2 separate regions of the Homo sapiens genome follow, and region 1 is linked to region 2. Evidence: chromatin loops called from intact Hi-C (ENCODE). Cell type or tissue: adrenal gland. All regions are shown on one strand. Links, peaks and the distances in the headings refer to the core of each region. The heading gives the core; the rest is flanking DNA. Region 1 holds the start of LOC124904922 (a long non-coding RNA gene). Region 2 overlaps SULF2 (sulfatase 2).

Region 1 (10,474 bases), core at 717-8,716, 97 kb before region 2:
TGTTTCAAGAAGATCCTGCTGGCTCCTGTGAGAGGCGTGCTGTGCAGATGGAAGTGGTATCACCGGGACTGTTAGGCAACAGAGAGGGCCCGAGAGTGGCTTGGACCGTGGTGGTATCAATGGAGATGGAGTGAAATGGGGATTGGAGATGTATTTTGGAGGTAGGGCCCACAGGACTTCCTAGTGGATTGGATTACAGAGTGAGGGAAAGGGCTTTGATTCTCAACCGAGGGTGATTTTGACACCCAGAAAACATTTTAACACTATCCGGAGACAGTATAGGTTGTCCCAACTGGGGAAGGGTTGCTACTGGCATCTAGAGGGTAGAGGCCAGGGATGCTGCTTAACCTGCAATGTACGGGATGACCCCACAGTGAAAAATGATTCAGCCCAAATATTCATGATGTATCCTGCCAAGGAGTCAAAGGTGACTAGGCAGCCTGGTGCGTGGTGATTGCTAAATAGGGAAGATAGGAGAGAAGGTTTTGGGGAGGAGGAGTGATCTGGAATTCCGACGTGGAAATGTTGGGTTTGAGATGAACCCCACCTGGATGTCTGAAAGCTCAGTGGGTGGTGAACGTGGATGTCTGCAGCCGGTCGGGGCTGGCAACCTAAGTTTGGGAGTTATCGGCATATTGATGTTATTTTAAGCTGTGGGACTGGACACAATTATCCAGAGAGAATGTGTTTTGTTTTCTAGTGTGGTTTTCTCCCCCCAGCCTCCCCCTAGTGCCTGTCATGAATCTATTTGATGAATATTTTTAGCATATCCCACATGCTCACCTCTCTGACATTTCCAAGAAGTTCCTGAAGGCTCGGGCTGAGCCTCCCCTTCTTCATCGCCTGGTTTCTCAGTGATTAACAGACAGAGCTAAATATTCATTGCTCTGCCACAGATGCCCTTGGGAAATTGCTTAAGGTCATGTGGGATCTCGGGCCTTGTAGGCAGCACGATGCCTTCTGGGTGGAACAGCTGTTGGCATGGCCTTCAGAGCTTCTCCTCCAGCCCAGGCCAGGGCTTCTTGGAATTCTCTGTAACCAGAATGTTTTGAATTCCCCACGTTCTCTTAATGTGATTCCAAAGCACACGTTGCCCAGTGGCCCTGGCCTCTGCCATGGAGCGTCATCTTACAGAAGGCCTGGCCCACTGCTCTGCACACCTGGGCCCAGCTTGAATCTTAGATAAATTCTATCCCAAACTCAGAGTTGTTATGGCCAGGTCTTGTGTGTGTAAGTTGGTGGACAGGGCCATCCCCAGGGACCACAAATAGTACCAAAGATGTGTTTGGCCATGTGGAAGCCAGATGTGTTAGGGGAAGAATGTGGCCAATAGCTTTTCTTATTGGCTCATGGTCAGGACCCCAGCGGGTGACTTGACCCACCCCAGTAGCCAGAGAAGAGGAGCTTTTTTGTTTTTGAGACAGGGTCTTGCACTGTCATCCAGGCTGGAGTGCAGTGGCACAGTCTCAGTTCACTACCACCTCAACCTCCCAAGCTCAAGTGATTCTCCCACCTCAGCCTCCCAAGTAGGTGGGACTATAGGCACAGGCCACCATACCCAGCTAATTTTTTTTTTTTTTTTTTGGTAGAGATGAGATCTTGCTATGTTGCCCAAGCTGGTCTCAAACTCCTGGGCTCAAGTGACCCTCCAAAAGTGCTGGGATTACAGGCGTGAGCCACCCTGCCTGGCCTGGAACTTTTTGAAAAGAGATTGAAAAAACTGTTAGCTCACAGAAGCCTTGGAGATGTTCCTGCTTGGTGAAAATCAGACCATCTGAAAGCCACATTTCTGGTCTGCTCTCGAGACAGATACTATCCATAGACTTCTGATTGCAGGCCACTTATCTGGATATTTCAGAGACCAGGAAAGCCTACTATAATTCTTAGTAGCTTAGAGTCCTGATCATTTTAATGTGAATTGAAATGGTTTCATTATGAGGAATCACATTTCTGACTGACAGTGGCTTATGCAATAGAAACATTTAATTCTCACATAACACCAAGTCCAAAGCAGGGGAGTCCAGGCGCTGGTTTTTCAGTACAACAGTGTCATCCAAGGTCCCAGGATCTTTCAAGCCTCTTCTTCTGTCCTCATCATGTCTTTGGCCTTGTTGCCTCATAGTCTCAATATGGCTGCCACAGCTCCAGACGTCGCATCACCCTACAAAGTGGGACTATAGGACAGGACTCCTTGCTGTCTCTCTTTTAATCAGAGAGTAAAATCCTTGCCAGAACACTCCCACCCTAGCAGACTTTGCTTTCTGTTTCATTGGTCCGGAGTTGGGTTTTGCACTCACCTCTAAATCAAACACTGGGAAAGGACCTGGCTCCTTCCTATGCTTCGGATCTCAGCTGAAATGTCACCTCCCTAGAATGCTGGAAGGACAACCTGTTTTATGTTTTATAACACTTATCACTCTCTGGAATTAGCCTGGTTTGCTTATTTGTCCTTTGTCTTCTCTCTCCTCACTAAAAAGCAAGCTCTGTGCTTGTAGGGACATTGTCTGTCTTGTTCATCGCTGTATCCCCAGCACTGAGAACCAGGGTGGCACTCTTTGGATACTCAGTAAATTTTTTTTTGAATGAAGGAAGCAAGAAAAGAAAGAGGCTTGGAGAGCTACAGGCACATCTGGCTAGCATGTTTGCTCGAAGGTGACTGCTCAGGGCAAGGATGTCAAAACCTGTTAGTCATTTGCAAAAAGCTAAGCAGGTGGCTGGGAGGATTGGTTTCATACACACTCACTTGCTCCCCAGTGCCAGAGCTGGGGTTTTGTGCTAGCATTGCTTGCAGAGGAAGGATCGTCCCCTTTATGCCACGGCAGGGACCTCACGGCCTTGCAGAAGGGCTGGTGGAACCCTCCACTTCTGATGACTCTGGGGCCAAGCTAGTCTTCCAGGTCAGTGGTGTGACATTCTAATGAGGGCTCTTGGGTTAAATATTTCTGCATGTGCCCTTGAAAAGACAACTCCCTTCCCTAAATTGTCCCTTCCTGAAAGAACAGCGGTCACAGCCCAGGAGAGCAGCCTCTTTAACCTCCACTCCCCAACCTACCCTCCTGAAAGCTCACATTTACCGAGCACTTTGTACAGGCTAGTGGTGGTTTAAGTGCGCGCTCCTGTGAATGTGGAATAACTCAGCGATGTGGGGATCTTCCAACCCCGTTTTACAAAGGAGGAAAGAGACACAACGAAGTCTCTCCTTGCTCTGCCATGCTGGTAGAATAGGACATCACAGGCCACCTAACCAGGGGCTCTGTTCAGCTCGCAGAAATGTTTTGTTTGAACCTTCTAAAAAGCTGTCAGATTTGTAACAACTACGAGATTTCACATTTTAAAAATCTGGATTTTCAGCTTCTCCTGAAAAATGGGGAGATGTGGTCCCCACCATCCCCTATAGCCTGACATTGTGAACCAATTCATTTGGCTTTTCATTGCACTTTCCCTTCTGTTTTTCTCATTGTGGAGCAATATTTCTCTGTTCCATCTCTACCAAAAGTGGCCAGATGAGAGCTGGAGAGGAAGTGGGGTGTGGAGTTTTCTTATGCGTCCACTTCACCCGTTTACATTATCTGCCTGGCCCACGTAGGCATTTGAGTTTGTCTCCCGTTGTGACACTTTGTACCCAATGGCTACACTTCCAGGGACATTGCAAGTGTCCCTGGACACTTACATTGTGCATTGCAAGTGTGTAGTAATAATAATGTCTAATATCTATTGATTACTTTTTGCCCAGCATTTCATCATCACAGCAAGCCTTTGAAGCAGGGACTAATATCATCTTCACTTTATCAGTAAGGAAACTGAGGCACTGTGTGTGATGCCCTCACTAGAACAGGAGGTCCTGAAGCTTGTTCATCTTTGTACCATCTGTGCTAGGCTTACTGGCTGTTTGAATGAATGACTAAAGGAATGAATGAATGATGTTCTCCTCCAAGTGTTCATTAGCCGAAGAGGCTGAAAGTCTTAACCTCATAGTCATTTGTGACATTTCTGTTGGGGGAATGGGCTCTGATCAGTGTCACTGAGGATTCTTGGGTTGTGTTTCTGCTGTATAACAAACCACTCCAAACTCAGTGGTTTAAGGTAACAACATTTTATTTTGGACGATTCTGTGGTTTGACCAGGTGGTTCTTCAGCTTCATGTGATATCAGCTGGCAGGTCTAAAACAACCCCATTCAAATGGCTGGCAGCTCTTGCTGGTCACCAGATGGGAGCTCAGTTATTCTCCATGTGGGCTCTGCCCTATGGCTACTTGGGCTTCCTCGCAGTATGGCAGGTTCAGGGTAGCCTGACTTCTAAGAGTGCAAAAATGAAAGCTGCCACGGTCTCTTAAGGCTTAACCGCAAAACCGGCACAGCATCACTTCTGCCACCTTCTCTTGGTCAAAACAGGTCCCAAAGCCAGCCCGGTTTCATGAGGTGGGGCCCACACAAGGGTTTGAATACCAGGCAGTGTGGCTTTTTGGAGTCCACCAAAGTACCCATTCATCACAGACTGCAAGTAGCAGAGCCCAACACTTACTACCTCAAGCTGGAACAGGATTTACTGGGGGGCTCAGGAAAGGACAGGTCAGGAACTGAGGAAATTCTGGGGACCTTGGCGCAGGAGTTACTAGCAGCCTCCTGAAGGAGAGTTTCCATCCCAATGCGACAAATGCACCCCTGCTTTTTCTTTCTGCCCTTGACACTTTATTTGACAGTTGGGGACATGGTAAGAAAGTCTGATTGACCTTGGTCACATGATCACCCCTTGGCAGAGAGGATGGGGGCATCTTGGCAGAGGGGAGGGAGTCCTCAAAAGGAAGCTGGGGTGCTGTCAAAAGAAGGGGACCAGATGGACAAAAATTGTTAGAAATCTCTGCACCGCCCCTGCATAGGTGACTCCACCCCTGGCAGAGCAATGAACATTTTAAAACGAGTGAATGGACTTTGAAAGTCCAGTATAAGTAGAATGCCCAAACCTGTGTGGCAGCTTCTCCAGCTCCAGGGCCCCATAGCTCAGGTGCTGCTGGGGGTCTGGAAGCTTCTCTCCACTTTACGGGGCAAAGTCAACTCCTAGAACCCCTGCCATGCCTCAATATCCCCCTCCAGAAGATAGGGGCAGTTTGCTTCTGGCTCCTGAAAGGAGAGCATGCGCGGTAATGAGGGACCTGGGCTCAATGCCTGCACTCCCTCCTCCCAGACCCCGCCTCACCAGTGACACTGCCTTCCACCCCAACACCTGGTGACACCCAGTGAGTCCCCGCAGCAGGGGAGGCTGCTAGTAGGAAAAACTGATCCAGACTAATCTCAGCTCGCAGAGCCTCTGACCCGGGCTTTCCTCCCACTTGCCGGTCTATTTCCGGCTGCTAATTAGATTGCACAGCAAGCCACATTGGGAAGCCGACCTGTCGTTCCAAAGGCACTCCACTCGCATCTCCAAATGTAGCAGGTGATTTGGTAAAAGTTGATTCTGACTCCTTCCCCCAGCTTCTAAAATAATTGTAAGTGTCGGGCTGTTTCCAAGGTGAACTAATGAACAGCTCATCTGCTAATAGCAGGGGCAAGCTGGCTGAGGACGGCACGCTCGCCTGTGGATTGGGTGAAAAGGAAAGAAGTAATTGGATTATTAATACCAAGCCGTCAAAATACCTTTTATTCCTTTTATATTCTTCTGGAAGGAAACGACAATCTCTGGAAACATAAATACATGTTCTGTGGGGGTAAGCAGGGCTAAGAAAATGTGGGGCTGAAAAGGAGGAGGGGGTTAAAAAGGTGGAATTGTCAGTCCCCACTGTGGCAGTCTACACTGAGAACCAGCCCACAGTTAGGCGTGAATAATGACTCTGTTCAAGTCGGACTTTATTGCTTTTGGCCAAAGGCCTTTTGCAGAAATAACTTTGTAACTCCCTGCCAGGGAAGCTTTTGTCCACAGCTGAGACAAAGGAACAAAGAACAGAGGTGGGAATTTCTGTATCTGATTTCTACTTCCTCTAAACAGCCAGAAAGGACAGCGGGTGTGGCCTGCCCAGAAGGCATGGGCTGGGGCAAAGGGGTGTCCAGCCTCCTGTGGGCCACACTGCCGTGCTCGGCTGCACCATGTTGGTTTCATTGTGCACATTCCCACCCCAGGGCCTTTGCACTTACTTCCTCCGTTCATAGAAAGCATTTTGCCCACAACTGGCTTCTCGCCCGCCTCTGCTCTCAGCTCAGATGCCATTTCCTTATGCCACCTCCTCATGCCAGAGAGGCCTTTCCCAATTTACTGTCCATCCTATCACCTGACAGCTTCCTCCAAAGCTCTTAAGACAATCTTCATTCATTCATTTTCTCCTCCACCAAGGTATCACAGCTCCATGAGGACAGAGGCCTGGCCTGCCTTGTGGCCACTGCTGTTTCTTAGCATGTGGCACATAGTAGGTGCTCAGGAAAGATTGGATAGCTTGGAAGAGTCGCACATAGCTCCCAGGCCAAGCTCCAGCGGGGCTTTATGGAGCCCGCTCAGTGCTTAAAATAGGTTGAAAGTTTTTACTTTGGAAATGGTGTTTCCGGTGTAGTCCAGGCGCCACCCCATCTCTATCCTAAATCTAGGCCACTTTACTCACTCAGGTCTCCTGCCCGACCCTTGGATGCATTTGCATATTTGTCCCTGCTTTAGACAAAGGCCACTGCAAACATATCTCTCTCCAAAGGTCACCAGACAACATCCAGACTTCTTGCATTGCCAAGTCTTGTGCCAGACCGGTGGCCTCCACCAACCAGGTCCCATTGACTGGATCAAGGTGTAGTCTTCATCTTAGCCGTCCACGCACAGGGCGTAAGTGGCGTTGATCTCATCATAAGCAGGTCATGGCAGGAGGAGGGTCGGGCAGGAGACCTGAGTGAGTGAAGTGGCCTAGATTCAGGATAAGAGACGGGGTAGGGCCTGGACTACATTGGAAATGCCATTTCCAACGTAAAAACCTTTAACTTTTCCTTTTTCCCCTTTTCCTTTTCTGCTCTCCTCCAAGCCTCTGGGTCATCAAGGAGGGAATCGCGTGAACTCCTCCTTTATGGTCTTCAAGGAGACCTACTCCCAATGTAAGGGGAAGCGCAGAGGCCTTGGCAAGCAAGAATGTAACCACAATGTCATTGCCTTTATACTGTTGCCATCTAAGTATGGCAGGGGTTCTCACCTAGGGGCAGTTTTGCCCCCTAGGGGGACATTTGGCAGTGTCTGGAGATATTTTTGATTGTCACAACTGGGGTAGGTGCTACTTGCATCTCATGGACAGAGGCCTGTGAACACCCTGTGATACACAGCACAGTCCCCCATCGAAGAATGATCCTGCCCACGCGGCAGTAATGCCAAGGTTGAGAGACCCAGGTTTATGGCAATGGGTGCTGGTTCCTCCAAGATAGACTTTTCTTTCTAAATAAATTTATTGAAATAAGAAAGGGAATGAATGAATGAATTTAGGCCCAGATTTGGGTATTCTACTTATACCAGACTTTTAAAAATTCATTTATTTATTCTGAGACGCTGGCATATGGGATGGAGCACAGAGGTTAACGATCAGCCCTGTCATCCCTTTCGGAGCAGATCAGGCTGTACCATTTGCCTCAAATCAGGAGCCCCTGCCCTGGAAGCTGCCATCTTGCCAGAAACTTCCTGGGGAGCTGCCTGTAAAAAACTCTAGCAGCAGTTGATTCTGGCCCAGGTGGAAAAGCTGTGTTATCCCAGGCGGAGTTCCGGCAGGTTGGGAGATGTTTCCAGGTCTCCTGCCCAGCCAGGCATGATGAGCATCCTTCCAAGCTTGGCCCCGGAGCCCTGGCCCAGCACCCCCATTTGAAGCCTGCAGAGCCTCATCATCACTGCCCCCGCCCCCGCCCCATCCTGCCACTGACAAGCCAATACCTGCCTGATGAGAGGGGCTCCCAGGGACAGCAGCCTTCCCTCCTGGACTCCAGGGCAACCTCCATGTTGTTGGGCGGCTTTGAGCACAGGGCTCAAGGGCAGAGGCTGAGTTGGAAAATTTCTTGCCTCTGCAGAAGGGAAGAGCTGGGGGAGGTTGGGGCCTTTTTCCCCAAACGAGGTCTTATTCTTCTGTGGGGTTTTCTGGGTTTGTTAGGTGGCTTCCTTTCTACTTAAAAATAAGCTGGGAGTGGTTAAAAAATGGGAAGAAATCAATGTTTCTGGCGTACATAGAACTGAGCAGATGTGTTATCTAGAATAAGGAGGAGAGGTTGTTGTGACTCTAGCTCCTGGTACGAGCCCTTCAGTTCACCCTCCTGCCCTGCTCAGAACCCCCTGGACCTGACATCGTGGCTTTAACACCCTTGGGTCATGTGAGAAGGAAGAGTGCCCACCCAGGACTTTCCGAGGCTCACAGATTCTTTGAAATGGACGTGAGCACAAACGCCCAGCCCCGACAGCCAGGGATCAGATCGGGTTTCACTTCCTAGGAGGGAGGATGTACTGCAGGGGAGGCCCACGTGGCTGCCCCAGGCCTGGCCAGCCTCTGTGACCCAGCAGGACTGACTGTTTTACGGGATGGCCACACGGTACCCTGCAGGCTCATCCATGGTGGGACCTTGATGCTCCTTTGTTGAGATGTGGGTCTGTGTCCCCTCCCCTTGAATCTGGCCAGACGTGCGTAGCCCTGGTGGAAGGAACACCATGGGACAGCAGAAAAGATGAGCCAGCTCCCCCTGGATCACTGGGACCCTCGCTGTTGTGTAAGAAATCAGACCCCACTGCAAGGCCGCCATGCTGTGAGGAAGCCCAAGCCACACTGAGGCCACATGGAGGTGCCCACTCCGCAGCCCCTCCCAAGCTCCCAACCGACTGCCAGCAACAACTGCCAGACAAGCCAAGGCCCTGCTGAGCCTTCTCAGCAGTGGCCTCAGACGTTACAAAGCAGAGACCAGCCCTTCCTGCCATGTCCTGCGCAAGTTCCTGATCAGGAGCCTCTGAGAATAAAAGAAAGATTTTAATTCACCACTAAGTTTTGCGGTAAATTGTTACACAGTATTAGTAACTGGAGCATTCAGCCAATTCCAGTCTTCCCACCGTGCAGTTATTCATTCATTCACTGAACAATATTCAGAAACCGTCCACCTCTTGCCCCTTCTTTGCTCCCACCTAGTCATCTCAGTGGCCTCCCTGTGCCTACCCTCATGCCCTGCAGTCTGTTCCCCTCACATAGTCAGAAGGATTCTGTTAAAACTTACATCAGGGCTGGGCATGGTGGCTCATGCTTGTAATCCCAGCTCTTTGGGAGGCTGAGGTGAGAGGATTGTTTGAGTCCAGGAGTTCAACACCAGCCTGGGCAACATAGCAAGACCTCATCTCTACCAAAAATTTAAAAAGTAATCGGGCATGGTTGTCCTCACCTGCAGTCCCAGCTGCTTGGGAGGCTGAGGTGGGAGGATTGCCTGAGCCTGGGAAATGGAGGTTGCAGTGAGCTATGTTCGTGCCGCTGCACTCCAGCCTGGGCGACAGAGCAGGACTCTGTCTCAAAAAAAAAAAAAAAAAAAAAAAAACTACACCAGATCACATCACCCGCAAGCTAGAACCCCCCAGCCCCCTTCACTCAGCTCCGTGCCGCCATGCGTGCCCCCTTTCCGGCCCTCCCTCAGGCATCTTCCTACCTCAGGACAGTTGCGCTTTCTGTTCCCTGTGCCTAGGATGCTCTTCCCCTAAATATCCACAAGGCATGTTCCCTCCCCTCCTGCAGGGATCCACCCAACTGTCATCTCTCAGGCCTTCGCTACCCAACCTATTTAAAGTTACACCCCCTCACTCCCTAGCACTCCAACCTCCCTCCTTAGGACTTGATCTCCTTGGGACACGTTGCCTCATATGTTGTGTAATTTATTTTGGTGTCTGATCCATGAAGGATTGTTTTTCCTGATTCCCAGCACTGAAGAATAGGGCCGGGAACATAGTAGGTGCTCAGGAAATCTCGGCTGCCTATCTGGAAGAATTAGCACCTCGGCTCTGCCAGGAGCTGGGGCCGTGGCGTCAGGCAACCAAGAGACAGCCCCTGCCCATGCGAGCTTCTGGTGGAGGGATGCCCCTCTACAAAATAAAAACCCAGGCCAGGTGCAGCGGTTCACGCCTGTAATCCCAGCACATTGGGAGGCCAAGGTGGGCAGATCACTTGAGGTCAGGAGTTTGAGACCAGCCTGGCCAACATGGTGAAACCCTGTCTCTACTAAAAAAAAAAAAAAAAAATACAAAAATTAGGCAGGTGTGGCCGGGCGCGGTGGCTCACGCCTGTAGTCCCAGCACTTTGGGAAGCCGAGGCGGGTGGATCACAAGGTCAGGAAATTGAGACCATTCTGGCTAACACAGTGAAAGCCCGTCTCTACTAAAAATACAAAAAAATTAGCGGGCGTGGTGGTGGGCACCTGTAGTTCCAGCTACTCAGGAGGCGGAGGCAGGAGAATCACTTGAACCCAGGAGGTGGAGGTATGCAGTGAGCTGAGATCACGCTACTGCACTCCAGCC
Region 2 (10,474 bases), core at 1,295-9,294:
GCCAGCGGAAAGCAATTATGTCATGCATGTTATATCCCTCTGCTGGGGAAGGAGAGGCCGGGAGCTGTTAGCACCTGTGGAAACAGGTGTGGTGGGGCCGTATGCCAGGAAATCCAGGGAGCTGGGCTGTATACGTGTGTGCGCGCACATGCATGTCACCAGCGGGTGGGAATGGTGCTTGGATTTCTGTTCTGGGCTGGGCAGTCTTTGAGCCTGGAGGTTGTCAGGGAGGAACCCCGGACCACAGCACAGGCAGCTGGTTGTCAGCTGGGATCAGCTGAGCCAACTCTGGGCAGCAGCACAAAGGGAAATGCTCTTCCCTCCCATCCTTCCTGGAGGACCACGTGGGCCGCAGCCCTCAGCCAGCCATTCTCCTCGGGCTAACCTTTGAGTTGACATGTTCTGGCAGCGAACATGCTGCGTCTGGGGCAGGGGAGCGGACAGGCCACTGTTCCCGGCAGCAGCTTCCTTGGATCGGCTGGGATATTATGGAGGCTGGCTCAAATGAGGTTTTTGAAAAGCAGATGTGTTGCTATTAAGACTGTCATTTGGTCTGCCTTCTGCTCATGCCCAGATGTGGGAACACACACCCAGCACTCACACAGGGCTGGCTGCGGAATTCCTCCTGAAAAGGCGTTGACAGTGCAGTGTGGAATTCCAGACTGACATGTTCCCACTGCCTTGGACATTTTGCGAGAATTCCAGGAGGCAGGCTGCATGAGTTCAAGGCCAGAGAAAGTGATGACTGACTGTTGACCTTATCAGATCACGCCCGTCTTTGGCTCTTAGCGTCCCCATTGGACTAAGAGCTGTAATAACGACAGTCCACACGTATGGAGTGTCTACTCTTCAGGGCCTGGTCTAAGAACTACATAATAATTCATTGCAAGCCGGGCCCTGTGGCTCATGCCTGTAATCCCAGCACTTTGGGAGGCCCAGGTGGGCAGATCATTTGAGGTCAGGAGTTCAAGACCAGCCTGGCCAACATGGTGAAACCCTGCCTCTACTAAAAATACAAAGATTAGCTGGACATGGTGGCGTACACCTGTAATCCCAGCACTCAGGAGGCTGAGGCAGGAGAATCGCTTGAACCTGGGAGGTGGAGGTTGCAGTGAGCCGAGATCATGCCACTGCACTCGTCTGGGCGACACAGTGAGACTCCATCTCAAAAACAATTAATAATTCGTTTCAGCATCACAACTGCCCTGTGACGTGGATGCTCATAGTAGCCCCATTTTACACCCAAGGCCACTGAGGCACGGAGAGGTTAAGTTGCCTGAGTTTACAGCAAGTAAGGGAAGGGGCTGGGGCTTGAAACCAGGCAGTCTCTATTCCCATCTGCCACGCCTCTCAGAAACTTCAAACCATCCCTGTGAACAGAAAGAATCTGACCCACTGAGGGCTCTACAAACACTGACATTGGGGGTTTGGTCAGCCTCGGAATCTGTGATCTGACTCATAGGGCCCAAAACCACATCCCACATGGTCAAGAAAAAGAGAGTGCTCATGTCAGGTTTGGGACCAAAGACACACGGTATCTGTCAGCCAGGACTCCTTTGGTTGCAAGCAGAAATGACCTTTGAACCAGATAAGGCATGTAAGATAAAAGGAACACAGTAACTATAGTTACTGAAAAGTCCATGCACAGCTCCAGCCTCAGGCATGGCTGGATCCAGCAGTCTTACAATGCCATTGGAAAGCTCTCATTTCTTATCTCTCAGTCCCACTTCCGCCGAATTGGCTTCATTCTCAGGTGGGTTTTTCTCCTTGTGGCAGGGTCAGCAGCTCCAGATTTTCAGCCATCCTGTTTAGGAAGCCAAACTGCTTTGAACAGAAGACCTGAGGCTGACTCCCACTGGCCTGACTTAGGTCACGTGTCCTTCCCTGAACCATTCACTGTAGCCAGAGGTGACAGAAACCCTTGAGTAACCAGGCTGAGTACATTGGGCAGGGGACTCTGAATGGGGCCAGGTAGTTCCTACAGAATTAGAAGCTGTGACACAGAGCAAGGCATTGGTGCTGGCCAGGAAAAGCAACCACTGTCCTCCTTCCCCTGAGCCTGGGGGAGCGGGACCACTGGACAAGCTCAGCCCCATTAGCTGCCGGTTGCTGGGTTCTGCAGAGCGCCCGTCGCTCAGCAGTCTTCCCAGCTCCCTCGCCTCTGGATTCAGTTGTAGCGCCTCACGCTGGCCTTCGAGCCCCCCATGACACAGCCCCATCTTCAGCAGCTGCACACATGCTTGGCAGCCTGCCCGACGTTCACAGGGCACTGGACTGGGGAGAGATGAGGGGTTAAAGATGACGGAAACCCTAGGACCCAGGCCCTGCCCTGGTCCCCAGGGAACTAGCGGGGAAGGCACTCAGATGCTCTGACGGGACTGTCCACCATTCAACAGGTCCTGGGTCCTGTGCTGGGCACACCCCTTAAGTCCCTTACCCTACATTGGGAATGCCATCAGCCAGAAACAAGAGCCAGGAGAGGTGGCTCATGCCTGTAATCCCAGCACTTTGGGAGGCTGAGGCGGATGTATCACCTGAGGTCAGGAGTTCAAGAGTAGCCTGGCCAACATGGTGAAACCCCACCTCTACTAAAAGTACAAAAATTATGGGTGTGATGGCGCATGCCTGTAATCCCAGCTACTCGGGAGGCTGAGGCATGAGAATCGCTTGAACCCAGGAGGTGGAGGTTGCAGTGAGCCAGGATCATGCCACCACACTGCATCCTGGGTGACAGAGCAAGACACCTCTCAAAAAAAGAAACAGGAGCCAGGAAAGGTGGCAGATGTATGGGAATTCACTTAGCCAATATTTACTGAGTAGCTCCTCTGTGTTCTAAGGGTATAAGTCCTGGAGATACAGAAGTGACCACCTGAGCCAGCCTTCCTGCAGCTTAGAGTCTAACTGGGCAATAGACAATAAGCCAGAGAAATAAGTAAATTATATAGCATATGAGATGGTGATAAGTCTTCAGGAGAAAGATAAAGCAGGGAGGGTGGGGAGGGGGCGCAGTTCCGAATAGGGTCCTCAGGAGGGGCCTTGTGTTGGGTATCTGTGCTGCAGAACAAACTGCCACAAACTCAGCAGCTTAAGACAACACACATGTACAAACTCACAGTGTCTGAGGGTCAGAAGCCTGGGCCTAGCCCTGCAGGGTCGTCTGCTTAGGCTGAAATCAAGGTGCCGGCCAGGGCTGTGGTCTCATCCAGAGGCTTGACTGGGGAGCATCTGCGTCCCTGCTCATGGGGCAGGTCAAGTGCAAGCAGAGGACTTGAACCCATGCAGTCTGCCTCCCAGACTGCTCACAGTCTAGCTGCTGATTTAGAGTGGCTTGCTTCTTCAAAGCCAGCAAGGGGAGAAAGAAACCAGAGCCAGACTGCTAGCAGGATAGTAGTTGACTATCTCATAACACAACCACGGGAGTGACAGCCCATCACCTTCACAACCCACTGGTTGGCAGCAGGTGCAGGTTGGTCCACACCCAAGGTGAGGGGGTCACATTAAGGTGTGATCACCAGGGACAGGGATTCTGGGGACCACTGAGGCCTGTCACGGGCCTCCTTGGTCATAGAGCAAAGAACTAAAGGGGTGAGGGACGGTGGCCCCTGATCTCCAGGGAAAGGACATTCCAGGCAGAGAGGATGGTAAAGAAGAAGGCCCTGAGGCTGCACTGTGCCTGGGCTGTCAAGGAACAGCGAGGAGCCAGTGTCTGCCCCAGAGGTTCAGGGGAAGGGTTCAGGAAGGGCCAGGATTTGGGCTGGCTGTAAAGGGGGGGTCGCCTTCACTCAGGAAGTGGGGACAGGAAGGGCAGGAGGGGGACAGGGTGAGGCTGTCAGCTCACGGCATGAGCTGAGACACAGAAACTAAGGGGGGGCGAGCACAGAGTGGGGGTTCAGCTGAATCTGGGCCGCAGAGGGGAGCTGCTGAGGTTGAGGTGCCAGACTGCAGCTTCCATACCTGCAGATGTCAGCCTCCCACAAACTGCTGCCCACCTACCGCTCCCCACCCCCCACGCGAGGCTGAGGCACCACCACCTGAGTGACTGAGTCCCCGATCTCCTGCCTCCCCCAGGAATCCCCACATCGTCCTCAACATTGACCTGGCCCCCACCATCCTGGACATTGCAGGCCTGGACATACCTGCGGATATGGACGGGAAATCCATCCTCAAGCTGCTGGACACGGAGCGGCCGGTGAATCGGTGAGGACGGAGCAGGGCAGGTGTTGAGGGGGCCGGGACATTGACCTGCGGGAACTCAGAGCAAAACCCTGTGGGTCTAGAACGTGGGGTCTCCAAGGGTCGGGAGCTGGGGTTCTCAGGTCCCGCCATGCCAACCACTTACCTGCTGTGGGAGAGAAGCATGGTCCCCTCTCCGAGATTCTGTCTTCCCATCTGGAATGTGGCCAAGGTGACCAGTTGGGGACCTTCTCTGAGCTAAAATTACCCAAAGCTTGAAATGATAGCAGCAGTGATGGTAGGAGATGGTGCTAACTGCACGGCGCTTGTGTGTGAGGCCCTATTCTAAGTACTGTGCAGGGAAATCTAGGAATTTGATCCTCACAGTAACCCAGCGAGGTGGACATTATCATCATCCCCATTTTACCAGTTTGGAATCTGAATCCCAAAGCGATTGAGTGACGTGTCGGAGGTATCCCAGCAAGTCTGGATGTAGCTCTGGGAATTCAGATGCTGACTCACCACGCCCCATAACTTTAATGCTGGAGGGTGTGATGGGAACATATTCCTAGGTGTCCAGAGAGGCAGAATAGGAACCGTGAGGGTGAGCAAGTCAGACAGGTGGGAGGTGGGCTGAGTCAGGGCGGGGAGGCTGGTGTGGCCGCAGCGACATCTGGTGGCCAGCGCTCTTAACAGCCACCAGGTTCCTGGCCTCCAGGTGCTACTTCAACTCCTGGCTTGCACCTCTGGCAGCGGAGCCCTTCCCCTGTGGCCTCCCAGAGGCTCCAGCCAGGCGAGCACTGTGTGCCCACATCTGGCTGCCCTGTAGGGGGACCGTGTCCATTGAGGCTCCTCCCCTGACTGTGAGGCCAGGCAAGCTGTAATGGTATAAAATGGACATGTTTGGGGACACTGGCCTGGGAGCCAGGACACCTGGGGGTCAGGGGACAGGGTGGAAGCTTCCCCTCTCAGCTTCAGAGTCCCCATCTAGGAAATGGAAATGACCAGGTGGCACTGGATGAAACATACAAATTACATACATGCAACTGCAAAGCACCAAAGAAGAAAATACTCCCAAAACCCAATGCAATTAACCTGACATCAAGGCAACCACTGCGCCTGACACTGAGCTCAAGACAGAGCTCAAGACGCCAAACCACTGCGCCTGATGCTGAACCACTGCGCCTGACGCTGAACTCGAGATAGAGCTCGTCTAGTGCCGGGGGAGTTGCTGGGCTTCCTGGGAGGGGCTTGAGATGTGTGTGCGCGCACACACACACACACACACACACACACACAGTTACTTGGGTGGGACTTACAGTGATTTTGACCTGGGTCATTTCTACTGTGTGTGTCTCCAGACCCAAGTCTCTGGGGAAGGGGTGGCTCAACTCAGAGGAGGGTGGGCAATGCTCTAGTGCCCAGCTGGGCACACTCACCACAATTGCTGTCCAGGCTGACCGTAAACCAAGGCTGACTCCTGGTGCCGTCCCTGCTCCTGGGGGAACGGGGGGTCGTGGGAAGCCCTCATGTTGCTGAGAAGCAGGAGCCGTGCTTTTTTCCAGGTTTCACTTGAAAAAGAAGATGAGGGTCTGGCGGGACTCCTTCTTGGTGGAGAGAGGGTGAGTGCCGGGTCCTGGGAGGGACACCCCTGCCCACCTCCCTCCCTCTGCCCAGGAAGCTTCTGTAGCCCCACCGCATCATGCTATTCAGGAGCTGCCCATGGCTCTGAAGTTGGTCCAAAGGCCCCTAAACACAAAGCCCATTCACTGCTCCTATAGACACAGAATTGGGGTCTGAGGTCACGTGTACGCTTTTGGCATGCTTTGTCCAGCCTCTACAATGTCTTCAATTTATTTAATTTATTGCCAACTCATGCAATTTGGGAAGTTTCTTATAAAATTCCAATGTCTTAAGTTTCCTAAACATCAGAAGACCCGGGCAGGTGGCCCTGCGCCCTCCACTGTGAGGAAAAGCCGGAGCCGAGGGGGCACCCCTCTAGGTGGGCACACATGCCTCCGGGGCTCCTCCAGAGCTGAGAGGCCGGCCCCGCGGCTCCTGCTCTCTGCCCCATAGCAAGCTGCTACACAAGAGAGACAATGACAAGGTGGACGCCCAGGAGGAGAACTTTCTGCCCAAGTACCAGCGTGTGAAGGACCTGTGTCAGCGTGCTGAGTACCAGACGGCGTGTGAGCAGCTGGGACAGGTAAGAAGGCTCCCTTCCCTCCCAACGGCTCCCCCTCCTGACTGCAGCCGGCCCTGACCTGCGAGGCTCTGAGAGCCGCTGAGCCAGCAGGGCCAGGGCCTCCCAACGGGTAGTCCTTTGCTGCCGTGTGGTGCCCAAGATGCTGTTTGGTGGTGCAGGATGATGCTCACAATAAGTGATTCATTTCTCAGCAGCCTTTGGACCCTGACCGTGTCAGAGGCCAAGTGTCCCGTGGGTGTGTGTATGCCCTTAGCGCCTCTCTAGCCCTTGCCGATCTCTCTTGCACGAAGGCCCCAGCAGGAGTTAAATTATTTTATTTTCACCATATTCACTTTGACAGTATCCTCTTTGTGACTGGTTTTCCTTTTATAGGAGTAATAAGACATGGCTTTTTAAAATAAATATAGGTAAGGTTTTAAAAAGTGAATTGATTGCAAGAGAAATATTAAGGAAATTATGGCCAGGAACAGTCCGTGGCTCATGCCTGAGGTCCCAGCTACTCCAGAGCTGAGGCGGGAGGATGGCTTGAGCCCACGTGTTGGAGGCTGCAGTGAGCTATGATTGCGCCACTGCACTCCAGCTTGGGTGACAGAATAAGACCCTGTCTCTAAAAACATAAGAAAAAAGAAAATTATCTGGGAAGTATCAGAGATAGCCAGAAACTGACATGTTTGGGAAAGCCTGAAGGAGGCTTTTCTGAGGCTGGAAAGCCAGGGCAGGCTTGGAGAGGAGGGTCGGGGGCGGGGCAGGGCAGGGAGGGGAGTGGGATGGAAACTCTGCCTTGGCTGGCCCAAGGGGTGCCGGAGGTGTGTCCCTGCCCTGCCTGTCAAAGGCTGGGACTTTGAGCTGGGGCTGGAGCTGTGTGCCTGTTTCACCTATGAGAAAAAGCAAAACCAGGGCCCTGGTATTGAAGGCCAAGGCCTGAAGTGGATGCGTTTCTGATGGACTGCATTTGAATGACTCCATCTTAACACTGCACACAGAATTAGTACAGGCCCATACAGGCCTGACTGTGCCTCCCCACCCAGTGTGTGTTTGTAAACCCACAGACCCCTCTTAGTCACACAATTAACCCGTATCTGCCACCGGGCAGGAGCTGTGGATTTCATCCCTCCGTTGTACAGCATGAATGCGTCCCCCCGCTTGCCAGGCACTGTCCTAGGCGCAGGGCCACAGCCTCGAACATGCTCAACAGAAGCTCCTGCCCTCCCAGAGCTGATGTTCTGGAGAGAGTTCAGCCTTGACTTTGTACCGAGATCCCAGAAGTGGTTCTGATTTTAGTTCTGGGCTAAAAGGAGTGAAATGAGGAGGCCAGGAAGTCTTTGCCCCTCGACGAGGGAACGTTGTCAAGTCCCCCACTGGTTCTTTCTGATGTCTCCCCTGACCCAGATCAGGGCTTGGGCAGCCAGAATGACCTCTTTGCTGGGGCCAAGAAAGAGGAGGTATCAGCATTTTCCAAACAATCAGAGCACACCACTGAAGCCAAAGGAAGAGAGTGCTGAGGGCGGAGTTTGGGGCACTTAGCCTAGGCCAGCTGGGAGGCAGCAACCCACGGCCCCCGACCCAGCCCCGGAGCTTTGGGGACCTCAGGCTCAGACGTCTGCCCCCCATCCCAGGCAACGGCCCTGCTCACAAGCCGGTACTCCCCGAGTGCCGTTGCCATGTCCCTGCTTGTGCCGTGCCTTCTGGAATGCCCTGCCCAGTGTAGAAGCTGTACCCTGTGGCCCGAGGACGTCTCTTAGGGGCCTCACACCCAGCCATAGCATTGTCTTGGGTACCTTGTCCGTGCTACCCCACGTGGTAGATGTTTTTTTGTCATTTGCTGAACAAACGTGCCCAGGAACCGAGCTCATGTGCATCTGTCTGTCTCCCGGTGACACGGGGACATCCTAAGGGCAGGGCCCGGCTAGAATTCATGTCATCATTGCCAAAGCCCAGACCAGGGCCCAGGCCGGGCAGGAGTAAATGTGCCCTGGGCACCTCGTAATGATGATCATCACGGGCAACACGTGAGTGTAAGCTCTACCTCCAGCCACCCTATCTGGCAGGTATGTTCTGTACACGGGGAAACTGAGGCCCAGGGCTCAGGCAAACTGCCCACAGCCTCACAGCTTCAAGTGGTGGAGGCAGGATTTGAACCCAGGTAGTTGGGCTGCGGGACCTTCGTTCTCAGCAGCTGTAGGGACCCCAAGTCAAGCCGACACTGGCCCAGCCCTGTGGGGCTCAGGCGCCGCCCCCGCCAGGACAGCCTCGGGACGGGCCATGTGGACACGGCTTCTACATGAGTAGTTGCAGGGGCAGCAAACCCTTTCCGCACAAGATCAGACAGTAAATAGTTTGGGCTTTGCAGGCCACATATTTGTTTTTGTTCTTGCTTTTTACAACTCTGAAAACGTACAATGTAAAAACCGTCCTTGGTTTGCAGGCCATACAAAAACAGGCTGTGGGCTGGAGTTGACTAGCAAGAGGGCTGCTGTTTGCCGACCCCTCAAGTCGTGCCCCAGCTGAGTTTGTTGGGTTGGAGCGGGGAGCAGGCAGTGGGGAAGGAGAATTCCAGGCAGAGAGAGCTAAGTGGACAGGAGGCTGCTCGCCAGCGCACACAGCTCAGGGCTTCACGCAGAACTCAGAGCCCTGGCTTTTCTTGAAAAATCAGACCTGGGCTTCTGGGCCTGTGCTCCCCTCTGGCGACAGTCAGATGGGTATAGCCGGTCACAGTGCCCACTTTAGCCTCCCCAGGTCCCCCAGGCGCTTCTGGGCTGGCCTCATTCAGGGCCATGCCTGCTGGCCCATCAGTCTACTTCTGCACTAAGGAATCCAGGTTGCTGGAAGGGCCTGCATGCATTGAAGGGGATGGGAGGGTGGCAGGGCGCTGTGAATGCAATTAGATTCAGCCTCCAGGTGAGAACAGATGGGCGGGACAGGGGCAAGATGAGCAGGTGAAAGGCACCAGGGCCTTCAACGGCAGCGGGCGGGGGCAGACGGTGCAGCAGAGGGTTGGGGGGGATGGTGGCACCAGACTCCACACTTTTCCTTACAGCTCTTGCACCTCCCAGTTGTGTGACCCAGGACACATCTCTCTACCTCCGTGTGCCTCATCTTGAATCGGCACAGTAATGACAGCACCTGCCTCGTAGGGTAGCGTGAGGTGTAGTAAGCAAGTTAATATATTAACACACAGTGCTTGGCACATGCTAAGTGCTGGAGAGACACAGGGAACAGATCTGACCCATGGCCTGGAAAGGTCACTTTGGCACAGAATAGGCCCTAAAGAGTCACTGGGTCAATGGGCTGGAGCAGCTGTGGACAGAAGGGAAGAGAATCCAGTTTACAGGTGGTTGCAGAATCCCGTGAGGGGATCCAGGAGGCTGGAACTGGGGAAGAGCAGAAGGATCAACACGAGAGATTTGGACAGTGATTCTATCTACATTCAGCGTCTGACCACAGGCCTGGAGTTGAGTGCACACGTGGAGCCTCTGCACACACTGCACTGATTGAGTCTGGGAAGGTGGTCAGGGGAGACCTCCTTGCGCTGGAGCAGACGGGAAGGAAGAGAAGCCTCCAGCAGCAGGAAGGGCTGGAGAAAAGGCATTCTAGGCAGAAGGAACAGTGAGCGCCAAGTCCCTGGGGCAGCAGCCCACAGGGGATACTGGAGAGAGGGCTGAGGGAGAGGAGGACCGATGGGTAGGCCAGGGCCAGATTGCAGAGGATGTTCAAAGACTAGTATCAGGAGCTTGGGTCTTGTCTTAAAGACAGTGGGAGCCATTGAAGGGTTTTAAGTAGGAGAGTAATATGATCCAACTTGCCCTTTAAAAAGATTCCTCTAGCTGCCATGTGGGTGGATTTTAGGAGCAGACAGAAGCAGGTAACCGTGAGAGTGGTGGCTGTCGGAGGCATCTCGCTGGGGGATGATGGTAGCTCTGCCCAAGGTTCAAGCAGTGGCAGTGGAGAGAAGCGGCATTGGAGATAGCAGAGGTGGGGCTCGGTAACAGCTGGATGCAAGCAGGGAGAGGGATGTCTCCAGGGTGGATGGGGGTGGCAGGGGAGAGGCGGGTTTAGGGGAGCAGATGAGCAGCTGGCCGAGGCCCTGGCATGTCT

Evidence for each region. Hi-C counts contacts between places; a loop is a spot of excess contacts. Peaks named below come from ENCODE experiments on the same cell type or tissue, not always from the same donor. Only the 100,000 strongest peaks of a DNase experiment are listed, where the experiment ranks them.
Region 1: a loop joins it to region 2, with 2.2 times the contacts of the local background. A loop is called at or near these places in 57 of 110 quality-filtered maps.

Annotation. Positions count from the first base shown.
Region 1 is chr20:47,769,084-47,779,557 of GRCh38, reverse strand. The region is part of intron 1 of SULF2 (sulfatase 2); the gene reads left to right. It overlaps LOC124904922 (a long non-coding RNA gene), which reads right to left and starts at 5,468. Exons shown (of 3, transcript XR_007067620.1): 1 at 5,388-5,468; 2 at 4,962-5,118; 3 at 1-4,813. In adrenal gland, for the core only: no CTCF peak of the experiment used is centred there; no DNase peak of the experiment used is centred there; H3K27ac peaks cover 1,490 bases.
Region 2 is chr20:47,672,399-47,682,872 of GRCh38, reverse strand. SULF2 (sulfatase 2) reads left to right here. Exons shown (of 21, transcript NM_001387048.1): 8 at 4,069-4,197; 9 at 5,739-5,795; 10 at 6,250-6,379. Among named protein-coding and RNA genes, the nearest start is that of SULF2, 110 kb to the left of the region's middle. RefSeq lists enhancers at 3,586-4,086, 7,449-8,414. In adrenal gland, for the core only: a CTCF peak has its summit at 4,853 (motif pointing left); a DNase peak (open chromatin) is centred at 4,948; H3K27ac peaks cover 333 bases.